3 separate regions of the Homo sapiens genome follow, and regions 1 and 2 are each linked to region 3. A link is a loop called in an ENCODE intact Hi-C map of the cell type or tissue named here. Cell type or tissue: IMR-90. All regions are shown on one strand.

Region 1 (2,500 bases), 130 kb before region 3:
CTGGTAAAAGCACATGAAAATGTTTTTTCATTGCTGTCATTTGTCTGTGCTTGATGTGGGTTTGAATCAGATAACTTTTTCATTTTCCAGTGACAATGACCTTTTGCTTTTCAATTCCTAGTATTCAGCATCCTTGCGGGCATTCCAACAGTGTTAGTGCAGTAAAGCATGCAGACGATATTTTCAACAAAATGCTTGTTCACAGCTGCGTGACATAAATCACTCAGTCTGCTTTTTGAATAACAAATAATATTGCTTATTAGAAATCCACATCAAGTCTGGAGTTAAAAGAAGACTCTATTTGAATATTTTAAAACAAACCGATTATCCACCTTTCCATTTTAGTAAACCTATTGGACTGTAACATTTCATATGTGAAGTATGTTTGGCATTGTCACGGTATTTTGAGTCCTGAAGTGGAAATGGGAAAAAAAGAAGTAATATTTTCTAAATAAGGGCATTTTGGAAAATTCTTTAAAGTATGATATCTTGAGACCTCTAGGTATTCTGTTTACATATGTTCATATAAGAGATACCTTGTAGTACTTTAATTCACATATTTCTTCATATAGCTTTCTAGTTACATCTATATTTCTTTCCCTGGAAATTTCCTTAATGTCAGATACTTCAGGAATAAAGGTAAAAGGTTTTTTGATGGTAATAATAATAACAATAACAATAGCTAATATTCATTTGTCCAATTGACGTGCCCTGGGTCAGACTCACAATTAGTAAGTGCTGGTAGAGACAGGTTTCCAGACTTCCAGGGCCCACACTTCTCACCGCTGTCCTGCACTGCCAAAGCTGGCAGCACAAAGTGGGGTGGGTCCACATCGTCAGTCCTGAAACTCACATCAACCTGGCTGAAAATGTGTAACTTCTCTTCCTCCTGAGCACCCAGAAGTGAAGTGCCCAGGCATCCTTCATCTTTTGCTTGCTTTTGCTGCTGCTTCTTCATCACTTTGTCTTCTCTTGTTTTGCTTGTGCATAGAAAATATCCCAGAACTTACTTTCAGTCATTAGCTTCCCTGGCCTTGAAGTATATTTTGTCACCTCCTGCCTAGGTTTCTGCCCTTCCTGAAAAAACCGTGTTTTGTGAATGGGCTTCCAGCAGCCTGAGTTGGTCTACTGATATCATCAGGAAGATTTACAGTGCTCTGTGGCATCTAAAACACTGAATAACTGTGCTTATTATGTATGTTTTCTGTTTCATGATCTGGCAAAATGTTGTCATGATAGTTCTGCATATCATATGTTGAAGCATGGGTTATAGTAGGAAGGAGGCATGCAGATTGCACAGTAGCCCATTCAACTGTGGAAGATACCAGAGAGCATAATCATTGTTATCCAGCATTCTCTTTCTAACTCTTAGACTTTTACTGTGATGACCCAGTGTGGAAGAATTTGTGGTTGAACAACTGAAGAGTTCAAGGCAAAAATAGTGTTAGGGTGATCCTGGGTCACTAGTAAAGCTATGAAAGCTTTAATTTTCTTTTTATATTTGATATAAAATGAGGATAGAACACTAGAAAAAGAGAATATCAGTGATTATATTAGGAACTTTTCAGGATCTCCCTCATTTAAAATTTGGAGAATATGTTTATTAGTTCACTTTTTCTGTGGATGCAGATATTATGCATACTAAGGGGTTATATTTTCTATTTCTGATCTTCCTTATGCATAGCTGAGTCAGAATTTGTTAAACATTCTCTCTGATAAGGTTATGTAGTATAATTCCTTACGTGATAACGCTTAGCCTTGGCACTGAATCAACCTGACTTTATGGCCACCCTCCCTCCCTCCTAATAGAGTGAGTGAGGAGGACAGTTCCAAGATCTCACTTTACTTTCTTTGCTCCAACTTCCATTGTCTGAATGCTGCATAGCTCAAACTACGACTACTGCTCTGCCACCCACTTCACCTTCTTTTTTTCTTCCCAATCCTAGATCACTCATTTATTAATCATCCCCAACAAAGTGATTCATAGACTAAATATTACAGGAAGTGTAAATTCCAAGATTTTAGAAAGTCTGTCTGCATATTCTAGCAGGAATGTTTAGCTTAGGGGAATTTGAAATTGGGTTAGGGATTACTGTTCTTGACCTTACAGGACTCCTTCTTGAGATGCAGACAGTAAGTGCCTGTCTTGTCACTAAGCTTATTGGAGTGATGAAGCATCAGGATATCACCCTGCCGTGGGTCAGAGAGAAGATATTTCTTGGACTTGATGGTTTGAGTGAGATGACAACTCTTTTTGGACACGGGAACCAGAGAACATCCTAAACATTTCATTGAAGGTTATACTCAAGCTTGAGCTACAAGGAAACCAGTAGCAGCAAGGAGAAGACTTTAATAGCATCGTGAATGAACCTGACCATAAGGGATACCAGCTTGTTGTCCTGGAAGCTGGGCTTGAAGCCAGATACCTCAGGGTTATTATTGTTCATTGTTTAGCCTAGTGATAGTTGTCGGGCCCTTGTGGACTGCACTTGAAGTATTT
Region 2 (2,500 bases), 140 kb before region 3:
TTTCTTGCTATGTGAAATAATAAAACCATACTAGAGTTGACCCTTGAACATGATGCTTAGGAGGGCAGATATCCCCTGCCCCCTGCCCCGCCTAGTCTGTCAAAAATCCACGTATTTGACTTCCCCAAAACTTTACTAATAACCCACTGGTTACTGGAAACCTTACCAATAACATAAACAATTGATTAACGCATATTTTGTGTTATATGTATTGTATACTGTATTCTTACAATAAAGTAAGCTGGAGAAAAAATGTTATTAACAAAATAATAAAATCGGCTGGGCGTGGTGGCTCATGCCTGTAATCCCAGCACTTTGGGAGGCCAAGGCAGGCAGACCATGAGGTCAGGAGATGGAGGCCATCCTGGCTAACACAGTGAAACCCTGTCTCTACTAAAAATACAAAAAATTAGCTGGGCGTGGTGGTGGGCGCCTGTAGTCCCAGCTACTCGGGAGGCTGAGGCAGGAGGATCGCTTGAACCCAGGAGGCAGAGGTTGCACTGAGCCCAGATCGCGCCATTGCACTCCAGCCTGGGCAACAGAGTGAGACTCCGTCTCAAAACAAGCAAACAAACAAAAAATCATAAGGAAAAGATATTTATTGAAAATATGTGGATCGTTGTAAATGTCTTCATCTTTGTTGTCTTCATGTTGAGTAGACTGAAGAAGAGGAGGGGTTGGTTGGTCTTACTGTCTTAAGGGTAACAGAAGCACAAGAAAATCTGTTTATAAGTAGAACCACGTGGTTCAAACCCATGTTGTTTAAGGGTCGGCTGTATTTCTAAAGTCTAAAGAGAATCATGGACATTGTGACTCTGGGGTGTTTTCTTTCGTATTAGTCTTGTGTTTGTTTTCGTCTTTACATACTATGTATCTTAACTCTTAATCTGTAAACTTTTGGTTATTAGGCATACACATATGGTGGATCTATGGATGTGTCTATTCATTAGTTCCACTATATTTTAGAATTCTTGGTAACTTTTTTGGTTTATATTTTATGAAAAACAAAGGGCCCCCTTTTCTTTTGCAAGGTGTATTCTATAGCTGTGTTCGCTATATTATAAAATTAGGAGAGTAATTCTAACTTCTCTGCTGAGTAGGTGCTTTTTAAATTTCTTTGGTATATCAGATTCTCAAGCTTCATTACATAATATATCTCTGTGGCATAACTCCTGAAGATAATATAGGGATCCAGTGTGACGGTTTGGCTATAAATATTTCACATGATTTAGAATAATCTAATCTCAAATCCACAATTGCAGTTTATTATAGTTATGGATGTTTGGACCCTGGAAAATTAACCTTTTAATTTAAATTAAAGTAACAGTTTGATTATTGGGAATATTGTATTGAACATTTATAATGATTTGCTTTTGGAATTATACTGATGAATAGAGTGAAAACATTTTCCAGAGAGTCCACAAGATGGCACTTGCCAACTTGTTTCCTCTGTTTTTCCTTAACTTATGGAAATGCAGCAAAATTTAAGAAGGAACATCTAAATATTTATGCCCTTAAAATGCTAAAGTTTAGATTTCTAGAAGCTTTAGTCAAGACTCCTTGAAATTGATGAGCTTCAATTTAACATTTTAAACAGTGTTCATTTCCGGTATAGGAGCCAAAATCCTTTGTTGAAGATCCGTAAAACACACTGGGATCTGTAGAATACAAAGGGCTGCCTGCATTCACTATGTTTGCCTTTACTTTTAAAGTAATAATATGATTTATGAGGCTTGTAGTCTATATGTCTCATTTCTAGACATCTTAAAATATGGACATTTATTAGAACAATGGGTATTAGTAATTGCTCTAAAGTAACTGTTATTTTTTATTTAAAAACAAGATGATGTAGTTGGAATATATTATGTAATTTTTAATTATGAATGAAATTTAATAAGTGGAATGGTAATGAAGGACGACAGGAATCTACCCAATCACAGTGTTAATTAAATTAGGCTTCTTTTTTACTCTTGTATATTTGACAATTAATACTGCTTTAGATGTTTACTGTTTACATTAACATTGTCATTAGGGAAGGGAATGATGTTGAAATTATGTTGAGGTTGGTAGGGAAGTTTTATATTGTTTATTGCTTTCTGAAATCTTGTCAATAATTTCAATGGAAAGAGCTACATGTTCATAGAAGACTAAAACATTAAAGTGTATCAACTAAAATCTAGAGCAAATTAGGTTTAGGTCTATAGCATTCTGATTTTTCTCAGCCTCATCATAAAAATCATCAAGCAAATAGTATCAAAGACATATCATAGAATAAGAAAAGCCCAAGGAACTTTCTCTTGAAACCTAAGACTTGCAAAAATCTAAATATAAGCTTATAACCATGTATTTTAGAGAGTTGTGAAAGCACTCATTTTTTTTCTTCATTCTTGTGAAGGTTTGTTGAAGAAAGAATCTATTACATATGAAGAAAGAATCAATACAGGTTTCTTTTTAAAAACGATTTTGTATGTACTGGCTGCTAAGCTTGCATAATGAATAT
Region 3 (2,500 bases):
CAGTCATTTGTTATTTTTAATGTCTAGCATAGCTTAAGAACCACTTCATGCCCTAATTAAAGTAGAATATGCACTGGGCACATACCTCCTGTAGATTATGAAATCTGAGATTAAAGTATTTACACTACAAATATACTGAATCCATTTAAATACATAGAATTTTAGATGCTTTAAATACAGTGTAACATTGGCATAATTGGTTTAACTTAATTATTATAGCATGAGAAACAGATGATAGGACGTACTTAGGGAACCAAAATGGGAAATGTAAGCATCCTGTAGCACCTTAGTGAAAAAATGTAGGTATTGCTCCTAAGTCAAGTTGTGCTAAGTCTCTCACCTAGCCACCCCGTTTCTACACCAGCAAACAAAAAGTATATGGGTCCTATAAGTAGTTACACTATAATTGAGATCTGTGCAAATAAGGAATTATTCCCAACTGGCTTCCACTATGACCTGGCCTCAAGCTCTCTGAATAAAAAAAATGTTGAGACTAGAGAATTAAAATAATGGTTTCTTCTATGTAAGTGTAGCCCACAACAAAACTACTCATAATACAAAGACAAAACTGACCACTGCAAGCTGTTAGCAATGTGATGTGCATGCTCCTTGTTCTGCATGAAAATAGTATGATACCTAGTTAAACTTCTTTTATCTTTCATCAAAATACTCACCAGTTTTTCCTTGTCTTTAATAAAATTGGGTTTTGGTTAGCTAACCTCAGTCCATAATGAGCAAAGGATACAGATTAGCCTTTCATAATTTACCTGGCAGTGGTGCTGCATTATTTTTAAAACCTAGTGCTGTATGTATGTTAATTTTCCTCTGCTTTTAATAGGTTAAAAAAATTCCATTTTGCAATAATGCATGACTCATTCATTTCTCATTACCTTCCCACTGATTTTTTTTTTTTTTTTTTTTTTTTTTTTGCCTTGAGCCAGCAAGAAACTTACTTACATGAGAGGAGGGAGAAACAGAGACAGAGTGAGTTTAGGAATACAGTACTTAAATACTGTTGCTTGATTTTCATTGGTTATCTCCTTTCTTACGGTGGCCAATCTAATGCAGCCTTCCTTGTGAAATCCCTCCCTTCCCCCCACCTTCCCTGCTAGGGGCTTCATAGGGTGTCTGTTGCTAGAAACTGATTGCAGGCAGTATGTAGGCATCTTTCATTCAGAATGGACATTAATATCTTGAATAGAGAAGAAAGCTTTTAGAAATGTATCATTTGTCAAAATTGCATGCCTTTTAAAAAATGATAAAGAGAGATGCTGAGTGTTTTGTATGTTAGCATCGACTCTTTCTTTTTATTTCTGTTCAGACTCAAGTTTTTAGAAGCTAGAATATAGATCCCTTTAAGAAAAAAAAAGGAAGAAAGAAGAATTTGCTGGTTAGTCGACCTCTGTTTAAGAAGTGCTTCATCCTCCTCCTCCACCTCTCCGTGGTGTTTCTCTGCAGCTCTCTGTAGGTTAGGGTTCTGTGCTGCCTGGCAGAATGCTCATGTGTTAGCTGAATAGATATCATCGACAGACATAGACCACTATAGGTTTTCTTTCCTTGTGAATTCCAAAATGCCATCCAAAGAGTCTTGGTCAGGGAGGAAAACTAATAGGGCTGCAGTTCACAAATCAAAACAAGAGGGCCGTCAGCAAGATTTATTGATAGCAGCCTTGGGAATGAAACTGGGTTCTCCAAAGTCGTCTGTGACAATCTGGCAACCTCTGAAACTCTTTGCTTATTCGCAGTTGACATCACTTGTTAGAAGAGCAACTCTGAAAGAAAACGAGCAAATTCCAAAATATGAAAAGATTCACAATTTCAAGGTAAGAATATTTGCTTTTAGTCTTTTAAGAAATGCATATTACTTGAAATATATAATATTAAAGGAATATCTTATGTCTTTTTAAAACTAGGATGACTTGACTAAAATGTTCTTGCTATTTAAGGAGTGAGATGTTTTCAGCCTGATTTTACTTGAGGAATAGCTGAATAAGGCTAATAGAAATCCAACCCTGTTTTTCTCTAATGCTGTTCTAATATTGTTTTATCAATGTGTACTCACTGGTAAAAGTCTTGACTGATATTTAAAAGGTCTCAGTTAATGATGATTTTGGCATTGTTTTTATTTGTGATACAAATGTGTCTGAATACCTCTGTTGGAGATTTTATGAGAGGATTAGATCTGTGTTTCTGGTAAAAAGCTTTGGATATAAGAGGCATGTGCTGTTGCATCTGGATTGAGCAGATGGTTTGCATTTCTCATAGTTTCTGTCTTTTCTCCCCTGTTAATGAATTGACCATGATGAAAGGAGGATGGCTACCATGGGACTGTTGATGCTGCTGACACTAGCAGCTTCTCCTCACTTTTTGAGTATTTGCTTTCACCATGTATGCGTATGTGTAGTTTTTAATTATTGTGTTAATGTGGTTTATCAACTGTACTTGAATTTTCTTTCAAGGTGATATGTGTGTTGATTCAAGCTGTATGTAGATCTAGTCT

The links. Peaks named below come from ENCODE experiments on the same cell type or tissue, not always from the same donor. Only the 100,000 strongest peaks of a DNase experiment are listed, where the experiment ranks them.
Region 1: it touches region 3 in a loop (3-fold over the local background); 2 of 110 quality-filtered maps call a loop at or near these places.
Region 2: it touches region 3 in a loop (7-fold over the local background); 3 of 110 quality-filtered maps call a loop at or near these places.

Annotation. Positions count from the first base shown.
Region 1 is chr2:174,971,992-174,974,491 of GRCh38, reverse strand. The region is part of intron 1 of CHN1 (chimerin 1); the gene reads left to right. Among named protein-coding and RNA genes, the nearest start is that of CHN1, 32 kb to the left of the region's middle. In IMR-90, no CTCF peak of the experiment used is centred here; DNase peaks (open chromatin) are centred at 1,351 and 1,841; H3K4me3 peaks cover 522 bases; H3K27ac peaks cover 1,000 bases.
Region 2 is chr2:174,984,813-174,987,312 of GRCh38, reverse strand. The region is part of intron 1 of CHN1 (chimerin 1); the gene reads left to right. Among named protein-coding and RNA genes, the nearest start is that of CHN1, 19 kb to the left of the region's middle. In IMR-90, a CTCF peak has its summit at 1,433 (motif pointing right); a DNase peak (open chromatin) is centred at 1,462; H3K27ac peaks cover 644 bases.
Region 3 is chr2:174,846,203-174,848,702 of GRCh38, reverse strand. It overlaps CHN1 (chimerin 1), which reads left to right. Exons shown (of 13, transcript NM_001822.7): 7 at 1,746-1,823. Among named protein-coding and RNA genes, the nearest start is that of CHRNA1, 83 kb to the right of the region's middle. In IMR-90, no CTCF peak of the experiment used is centred here; a DNase peak (open chromatin) is centred at 1,002; H3K4me3 peaks cover 1,469 bases; H3K27ac peaks cover 1,044 bases.